Linked DNA regions of Homo sapiens: region 1 is linked to region 2. The links are chromatin contacts, found by Hi-C or POLR2A ChIA-PET in ENCODE. All regions are on one chromosome and are shown on one strand. The core of a region is the stretch at or near the end of the contact, and the rest is flanking DNA. Distances in the headings are between cores, read along the strand shown. Region 1 has its middle 18 kb from the start of MIR6516. Region 2 has its middle 16 kb from the start of LINC00868.

Region 1 (4,562 bases), core at 2,003-4,502, 270 kb after region 2:
ACGCGGTTTCATTCTTTTGAGTTTCTGATGAGCCTTTCCAAAGAAGGCGATCGGATATGCATCCGTCTCAGTGAGCAGGGGGGCGACTTTGAATAGAAGGGGAGGCAGGTTGGCCCTAAGCAGTTTCCAGCTGGATTTTTCCTTAGTGATTTTGGGGGCCCAAGATATTTTCCTTTCACGCCTTCAACTGGAAAGTCCACTCCAGGGCCATGGTGACTGTCTTGTTTACCCCTATACCCAGACAGGGCTCAAGTGTGTGGTCAGTGTTCGTGAACAAGAAAGTGACTCTAGCCTGTGACATGCTCCTCGCTGACCACCCCCCCCCCCACCCCACGTAAAAAGAGTTCAAGGAGGTCCCATTTGCAAAGTACTGGGTACCTAGTAAGTCTGTAATATTATAAATTGTGCTTACCACCCTCTTTCCATGATATAGTCCCATTCCCCCATGTTTTAGAGAACATTCAGATTAACCTCCGAAAGATTAAATGATGGTAAGGATATAGTGCAGAGATGTGAACTCCTGTGTCAGGGAGGAAAAACTTTACCCTCATGTTCATGGTTGGAGGCCTGCAAATTAAACTGACCAAAGAAAGATTCACAGGAGAAAAGACTTTTAAACATTCATGTACACCAGAGTTCACAGAAAAATGTGACTCAAGGTTAAGTGGTTAGGATCTGGGGCTTGTATACCATCTTCATGAAGCAGGGGACTCTTAGGAAGGATGAATGGGCCCAGAGGAGCACAGGTGGGATTTATGTTAGTCTTGTGACAACAGCTGTTTAGGTGATTGCTTATCCTGGTGAGGGACTGGTGAGAGGAGACAATCTTCCCTAGTGCAAAACTCCCTAAAAAGCCCCAGGGAGGGGATTTGTGACAGTTGAATTATTTTGAGAGATTCTGTTTTTAAGCAGATAAGTAGAGTTCAGAGGAAAAAAAAAAAAAGGAAAAGTCAGTCTGGATATCAGTTCGTCTACCTAATTTTGCCACGAATCAAGGAAATCACCCTGTACTTTCCTTCTCCGTGGCCAGGGGACATTGAAATTATTTGGTTCTGGCAGGGCATGGTGGCTCTCGCCTGTAATCCCAGCACTTGGGGAAGCCGAGGTTGGCGGATGGCTTGAGCCCAGGAGTTGGAGACCAGCCTGAGCAGCATAGTGAGACTGTCTTCTACAAATAATTTCAAAATTATAGGAGGCCAGGTGTGGTGGCTCACACCTGTAATCCCAGCACTTTGGGAGGCTAAGGTGGGCGGATCACAAGGTCAGGAGTTTGAGACCAGCCTGGCCAATATGGTGAAACCCCGTCTCTACTAAAAATACAAAAATTAGCTGGACGTGGTGGCACGCACCTGAAGTCCCAGCTACTCGGGAGACTGAGGCAGGAGAATCGCTTGAACCCGGGAGGCGGAGGTTGCAGTGAGCCGAGATCGTGTCACTGCACTCCAGCCTGGGCAACAGAGTGAGACTTTATCTCAAAAAGATAAAACAACAAAAAAATTATGGGAGGCTGAGGCGGGTGGATCACCTGAGGTCAGGAGTTCGAGACCAGCCTGGCTAACATAGTGAAAGCCCATCTCTACCTGGGCAACACAGCGAGACTCCATCTCAAAAAATAAATAAATAAATAAATTAGCTGGGTGTGGTGGCCCGCACCTGTGGTCCCAGCTACTCAGGAGGCTGAAGTGAGAAAAATCACTTAAGCCCAGGAAGTTGAGGCTGCAGTGAGCCCTGGTGGCGCCACTGCACTCCAACCTAGGCAACAGAGTGAGACCCTTTCTCAAAAAAAATAAAAAAGAAAAATTATTTGGTTCTCAGGAGAGAAATAGGCTGCGTTCTCCTTCTCCAGCCCCGGGCTTTTCTTTGCTGTTCACCTTGCTGACTCCCCATGAATGCTTGTATCCGGCCACCAGGGTGGCATTTTGCAGAAAAGCAGTAATTTGCATATCACCTAAAAGAGTTCACACATCCCCCATGGGGTGTAATATACCATCAAGGATCACTTAAGTACTGGAGAGAAGCAGCTGATCAATGAAGAGCTTTAATGACTTGAGAGTCTGGGGCAGGGGAGAATCTAATTTATTCAGCCAACCACCGTGGACCCACAGGGGAAAGAACAAAGAGCCACAAACAAAAACTCACTTCCACTTCAGGACCACTTAGCCCACGCCAGGCTCCGGGCTCCGGGGTCCAGGCTCCAGGCACCAGGCTCTGGGTATTTAATCCTCAGAACAGTTTCTGAGACTGGCATCCTTATCTCCACTTTAAAGACAGGGATGGAGGCTCAGGGACGATCACTTGCCAAGGTCACACAGCTATTGAGCGCTGGGTAGGAACGAAAAGAAAGAGTCTCCTTCGTGTAGTTTCAAACTAATGAAAAATGGAAAAAAATTCAAAAGTATTTTCAGTAAACAAAAAATCTATTATATATTTCTATTCTATGTTATGCTAGTTAATGAAGACATAGATGAAAAGGAGAGAGGGGGAGAGAGATTGAGAAAGTCCAAGAAAACAGGAAAGAGAAATGAGATACAGGAGTCCGTAGACCAGGTCAGAAGATCCCCACCCACAACGGTGGATGGCAGAATAAACCGCAACCTCCTCACACACCGAGGGGCTTGGGGGATTCCCGGTGACGTAAAGGTGCCCTCCTTGACTTTCTTGCAACAACAGCAAAGGCTTCTCCACAGTGGCGTTCTAAAGGTTTCCCACGCGCTGACGGCTGAGTTGGTTTTCAAGCTTTACTTGGAGCTTGCTGACACTATCACAGATGCCTGAAAGTCCCTTTGAGAAAGGAGCCATGCTGGCTGGTTTTAGCCCACAGTCTCTGAACACAATTTGGTATTGACTTTTTATTTATTTATTTAAAAACAGAGACGGGGTCTCACTATGTTGCCCAGGCTGGTCTCAAACTCCTGGGCTCCAGCGATCCTCTCACCTCCGCCTCCCAAAGTGTTAAAATTACAGGTGTGAGCCACTGCTCCCAGCCAGTATAAATGTTTGTGTCAGTTTTCAGCCCCCTGTTCCATGCCCCCCCATACCATGCGCACGCACACACACACGGACTTAGATTCTCCCCATTTGAGCAGCTTTCCTCCAGCTGTTTGGGCGAGTGTGCAGTGCTGCCATATAAATGTGCTCAATAAAGCCCATGGTGATGACTCATCTCGGCACTATCTGAGCTCCACTTTCCCCATCCAGAGTCCCGAGTTTCTGCATTAAACGTGGTCGTCATAACCCAGTTCTGTCCGGCAGGAAGCCCTTGCTACAGACCTGGGTCCAGTGTGTCTCCTCTGGACAGTTGGGAGGTGGCAGCCCTATGGTTCGTGTGGGTTCTTCCCACAGGTAACTGAAACAGAGGGCCAGAGGGATGGGACCCCAGCATAGAATATGAATGTATAGGCCAGGTGTGGTGGCTCACGCCTGTAATCCCAGCACTTTGGGAGCAGAGGCGGGCAGATGGCTTGAGGTCAGGAGTTTGAGACCAGCTTGGGCAACATGGCGAAACCCTGTCTCTACTAAAAATACAAAAATATTAGCCAGTCATGGTGGTGCATGCCTGTAGTCTGGGCTACTCAGGAGGCTGAGGCAGGAGGATCGCTTGAACCTGGGAGGCGGAAGTTGCAGTGAGCCAAGATCATGCCACTGCATTCCAGTGTGGCCGACAGAGCCAGGCTCTGTCTCAAAAAAAAAGAAACAGCTGACATGTATATATACATTCATCTCTGTCTCCAAAAAAAAAAAAAAAAAAGAATGTATATGTCATCTGTTTCTTTTTTTTTTTTTGAGACAGAGTTTGGTTCTGTCACCCAGGCTGAACTGCAGTGGCTTGATCTCAGCTCACTGCAACCTCTGCCTCCCGGTTTCAAGCGAGTCTTCTGGCTCAGCCTCCCAAGTAGCTGGGATTACAGGTGCCAGCCACCACACCAGCTAATTTTTGTATTTTTAGTAGAGATGGGGTTTCACCATGTTGGTCAGGCTGGACTCAAACTTCTGACCTCAGGTGATCATCCTGCCTTGGCCTCCCAAAGTGCTGGGATTACAGGCGTGAGCCACCGCACCCAGCCTGGGGTTTGGCTTTATAGACTAAGGGCTGAAGAAAGCAGAAACAGAACAAAAAGCATATTGGTCATTTCAAAGTTAAATTCTTTGTAAGGCAGGAAGAGATACAGGACAATACAAAGACAACAAGAAAAAGATAACCAGTCACAGTTACATCTCTTTTTTCTTATAGAGATGATATCTTGCTATGTTGCCCAGGCTGGTCTCAAACTCCCAGCCTCACGTGATCCTCCTGCCTGGGCCTCCCAAAGTGCTGGGATCATAGGCGTGGGTCACAGAGCCCACCAAGTTACTGTTTGTTGTAAGGGTTAAAACAGAGGGAACTTCATTAGCATGCTGACTTGAGACTGAAACTGGCCTCCTTGGGAAATTAGGCTGCTATTTCTCTCGCCTGATTTCTTGGGAAGTCAGATAACAACTCAGTGTTGGTTTGCTGAGCACGGGTGACTCCATTTTGATTTTTGTCTGGTCTTTTGGGGCCTAGTGCAGGAGTTTAGTCCAAA
Region 2 (4,649 bases), core at 883-3,382:
CCTGAGGTCAGGAGTTCCAGACCAGCGTGGCCAACATGGTGAAACCCCGTCTCTACTAAAAATACAAAAATTAGCCGGGCGTGGTGGCACGTGCCTGTAATCCCAGATACTCGAGAGGCTGAGACAGAATTGCTTGAACCTGGGAGGCGGAGTTTCCAGTGAGCTGAGATCACGCCACTACTCTCCAGCCTGGGCAACAGAGTGAGATTCTGTTTCAAAAAAAAAAAAAGGAAAGAAAAGAAGAGGAAATTCAGACACACAAAGAGACAGCAGGGAAGGGGCACAGAGGAAAGACGTAGGAGGCCACCCAAAGAATGCCCGGGCCCTGTCTGGGGCTGTCCACCTTCGCCCTGAGCACACGGTGGAAGGAAGTGGCTCAGAGCCTTGTCACAGGGCCCTGGAGTGGGAGCCCTTTGCTTCTGGGGTCTGCTCTGGGCTGAGAAGGCTTGACCCTGTTGAAATGGCTCTGCTGGCCTGGACCCCCTGAGACAGGTTCCATTTCAGCTGGTGAGCTCAGGGCCTGGCCTTGGACATGGCCAGCGCCAGTGAAACTGGATCTAGAATAAGCAGAAAGACAGCTCAGTGCCATCTTTAACTCACAGTGCAGGGAGTGAGCCCAGGCTTCAGGGCAGAGTGCTCCCTCCGCTTGCTGACTCTCAGCCTGGGCTCTGTCCTCTGGGCTCCGGCTGTTGTAGGACATCCTGAGAAAGGGGTCAGCCAGGCCGTGAACAGTCAATGGCATAGAGGCCTGAAGACTCCAGTCCTTCCTCCTGTGATGATGACACGTCCTAGGTGACCACCCTTGAGCTGATGCTTCTTTTTTTTTTTTTTTCCCTTCGAGACAGAGTCTTGCTCTGTTGCCCAGACTGGACTGCAGTGGCACCATCTCGGCTTACTGCAACCTCCACCTCCTGGGTTCAAGTGATTTTCCTGCGCCGAGGGGCTGGGACTACAGGTACGCGCCACTGCACCTGGATAATTTTTGTATTTTTACTAGAGACGGGGTTTCGCATGTTGGCCAGGCTGGTCTCGAACTCCTGACCTCTTGATCTGCCTGCCTTAGCCTCCCAAAGTGCTGGGATTACAGGCATGAGCCACAGCGCCCGGCCTGATGCTTATTTCTTTCCTCTCATGGTCTACACTTCCTCCCCTCCGCTCACTTCAGTCCTCTCCGCTCTTCACTGAACTGGCCTTTGACAAGGTCTCTGATGAGCGACGTCACCTCTCAGCTCCAGGCCCCCCAGACAGCACATTTTTCAGGTGTCGTTTCTGAGCACTCAATGCTGGCCTGTGCCTGGCTCAGCTCTTGGCTGTCTTTTCTATCTTAGCATGGTCCAACAGAGGTGCTTTTTTTTTTGTTTTTGAGACAGGGTCTTGCTCTGTCATCCAGGCTGGAGTGCGGTGGCACAGTTACTGCTCACTGATGCCTCAACCTCCTGAGCAGCTGGGACTGCAAGCATGCACCACTGTGTTGGGCTAATTTTTTATTTTTTGTAGAGATGGGGGTCTCAGTATGTTGCCCAGGCTGGTCTCAAACTCTTGGGCTGAAGTGATCTGCCTGCCTCCGCCTCCCAACGTGTTGGGATTATAGGCGTGAGCCACCATGCCCGGCCCCAACAGATTTTTCTGCCATGTTGGAGATGTTCTCTCTGTGCTGTGCAACACAGTAGCCATGAGCCACGTGCAAGGTGGTCAGTGTGACTGAGAAACCGGTTTCCTTTTTTTTCCTTTCTTTTTTTTTTTTTTGAGATGGAGTGTCTCCCTCTGTCACCCAGGCTGTAGTGTAGTGGTATGATCTCGGCTCACTGCTACCTCTGCCTCCTGGGTTCAAGCAATTCTCCCCTGCCCCAGCCTCCTGAGTAGCTGGGATTACAGGTGCATGCCACCATGTCCAGCTAATTTTTGTATTTTTAGTAGAGACAGTTTCACCATGTTGGCCAGGCTGGTCTCTAACTCCTGACCTCAGATGATCCACCCACCTCGGCCTCTCAAAGTGCTGGGATTACAGGCTTGAGCCACTGCATCCGGCCTGAGGTTTCCTTTTAGTTTCATTTTAATGAATTTAAATGTAAATAGCCACAGTGGCTGCTGGCTGCTGGCTGCGGTGTTGGACAGCGCCTCCTAGGAGGCTGTTAATACCTGTGCCGTGCCTTTGTAGAGCATCTGCCGCTGTCTTCTGCATTTCTGTTCCCTGCGCTGACACCTCCCCTGAGCCCCCATGAGATCCATCTCTTCTTGACACCTCTCCTGGGTGCCTCATAGGCACATGGATTGAGCACGTGAAAATTCTCTGATCCCACCTTCCCCATCGCAGAGAACGGCACCTGCCACTGCTCAGCCTCCAGATTCAGGAGTTGCATTTGTTTCCTTCTTTCTCCTGCCCTGAGCCAGTCACCTGGGCTCGTCCCTCCAGACATATCCCAACCTACACTTCCCTCCACCCCCACTGCCTCAGCCCACTCCGGATCAGGCTGGCCCTCCCAGCTCTCTGCCTCCCCACTCCTGTCCCGTGTCCCCCAGCCCAGCAGCCAGAGTGACCCGGCTACAGCACAAATCCCAGCACCTCGCTCCCTGCACCCCTAACTGCAACCAGAATCCATCCCAGCTGCTCTGTGGTCTGGCCTGCCCAGCCCTCCCACCCCATCTCCTCCTTCCCCTTCTAGTTGCCCAGTGCTGACCCCTCCCAGGGCTCCTGCATTTGCTGCTTGGAACTACCTCCCTGGCACCTTTGTGTCTCCTCCTCACTCCAGTCTGAATTCAGTGTTACCTCCTCAAAGAGGTCTTGTCCCAACACTCACTAGCACAGCACGTCGTCTTCCTTGTAGAGAGCACGCAGCCCCTCCAGACCAGAGCTGGACTTCCACAGGGAGCATCAGCCCCTCCAGACCAGAGCTCTGTTCTCATCACTGTGTTCCTGGTAAAACAGTCTTGTTGGCCTCCCTGAGCCAAGCTCTCTGTCCCTTCCTCCCTCTCTTCTTTTCTACCTCCCTCTCTCCCCACCTGTCTCTTCCTCTCTCTCCTTTTCTCCCTCTTTCTCTCCCTGACTCCCTCTGTTCCCTCAGTCAGTCTCTTTCTCTCCTCTCCCCGCCCTCTTGTTCCCTCTCTGTCTCTCTCTATTTCTGTCTCTTTTCTCCTCTCTCCCTCTGTTTCTCCCCCGACTCTCTCTCTGCCTCTCTGTCTCTCCCACTCTCTGCTTCTCTCTCTCTCTCTCTGCCTCTCTTTCTCTGCCTCTCTGTCCCTCCCTCTCTCTCTCTGTCCCTCCCTCTCTCTCTCTGTCCCTCTCCCTGTCTCTCTCTCCCTCTCTGTCTCTATCTCTCTCTGCCTCTCTTTCCTCTCTCTCTCTCTCCGCCTCTCTGTCTCTCCCTCTTTCTCCCTCTCTCTTTTCCTCTCTCTCTCTGCCTCTCTCTCCCTCCCCCCACCTCTCTCTGCCTCTCTGTCTCTCCCTCTTTGCCTCTCCCTCCCTCTCTCTCTGCATCTCTGTCTCTCCCTCTCTCTCCCTCTCTCTCTCTGCCTCTCTATCCCTCTCTATCTCTCCCTCTCTTTCTCCCTCTCTGTCTCTCTCTCCCTCTTTCTCTGCCTCTCTGTCTCTCCCTCCCCCCACCCCACCTCTCTGTCTCTCCCTCTCTCTTTGCCTCTCCCTCCCTTTCTCTCTCTCTCTCTGCCTCTCAGTCTCTCCCCCTCTCTCTCTCCTTTTGTTCCCCCCACCCACCCATGTCTGTGGAGGGCTGTGTCTCCCTTTGCCCCAGGACACTCCCTTTTTTTCTCCCCCGGTTCCGGTCTTTTGGGTGAAGGGTAGAAGGAAGACAAAAGCTGGAATTCCTGAGCAAGGGAAGTCATCACTACCCCCACGCTGGAGTTGTGACTGCCCATGCTGTGGCCCCTGGGTGGCCTCTGATGCAGCCACGCAAGGGGGTTCCACTCTGCTCCTTACTGGACCTGACCCCACCCCCTCCAGCAGCGTCCTCCGGAAGGGACTAGTTTCCCCTTGTACCCAGTGGGTCCAGGGCACCTGGATCAGTCCTTCAGTACCTTCATGTTTCAAACAAACACCTCTTGTAGCTCAGGCAGCAAATTGCGCTGTTCGTGGGGAGAGGGGCCGAGTGCCCTGACCAGTCGGAGCTGGACCGGCCAGTGCTCCTCTGGTAGAGGGTGGGGGGATCACTTGGGGTGGGCTTTGGCTGGGGGAACCTGGAGGCTTGCAGGCTGGGCTCCCAGAGACCTTAGGATGGTCTCATGCATACCCAGGTCTATTCTGAGCCATGCACCAAGCACCTTGGCTGGAGTCAGCTCACTTCCTCCCCTTATTACAGGTCCCAGCAGCCGCAAACCCAAACTTCCCCGGAGCACCAGCACACTCCCCATTAATGATAAGGCAGGAGAGCTCCTGCTCTTTCCAGCCGGGACTTTAATTTCTCTAATTATAGCTGAGGCTTGGAGCAGTCCCTCCCACTTAATCTACTTAATGCAGACACACACTCCCCCCAGCTCTCCACCCCTACCCGGCTTCTGCCTTTAACCCTTTTGCTGCTGGGTGGCAGTTCTCTGAGTGGGCACCTTTTAAGAGCTGAATTGCATTCATCTCACCAAATTCGTATGTTAGAACCCCAAACCCTGTAGCTCAGAATGTGACCATTGGAGACAGGGTCTTT

The links. A loop is a pair of places that touch in the nucleus more often than their neighbours do. ChIA-PET counts read pairs that join two places held with the same protein, here RNA polymerase II (POLR2A). Pooled maps may share reads with other maps.
Region 1: a pooled map shows a loop between it and region 2 (6-fold over the local background). The contact joins two enhancer-like sites. A Hi-C loop is called at or near these places in 3 of 50 pooled maps. POLR2A ChIA-PET finds 5 or more read pairs at or near these places in 3 of 52 experiments (Caco-2, GM12878 and OCI-LY7).

Annotation. Positions count from the first base shown.
Region 1 is chr17:77,105,058-77,109,619 of GRCh38, forward strand. It overlaps a transcript of SEC14L1 not described here. Among named protein-coding and RNA genes, the nearest start is that of MIR6516, 18 kb to the left of the region's middle. RefSeq lists enhancers at 1,595-1,644, 1,707-2,371, 2,485-2,814. Within about 2 kb of position 3,253, at least 5 of the 41 ENCODE cell types and tissues checked have a DNase peak (open chromatin) inside an H3K27ac peak, as active enhancers do.
Region 2 is chr17:76,837,793-76,842,441 of GRCh38, forward strand. No RefSeq gene overlaps it. Among named protein-coding and RNA genes, the nearest start is that of LINC00868, 16 kb to the right of the region's middle. RefSeq lists enhancers at 360-1,084, 1,725-1,774, 2,025-2,084, 2,195-2,244, 3,499-4,015 and a silencer at 1,816-2,011. Within about 2 kb of position 2,133, at least 2 of the 41 ENCODE cell types and tissues checked have a DNase peak (open chromatin) inside an H3K27ac peak, as active enhancers do.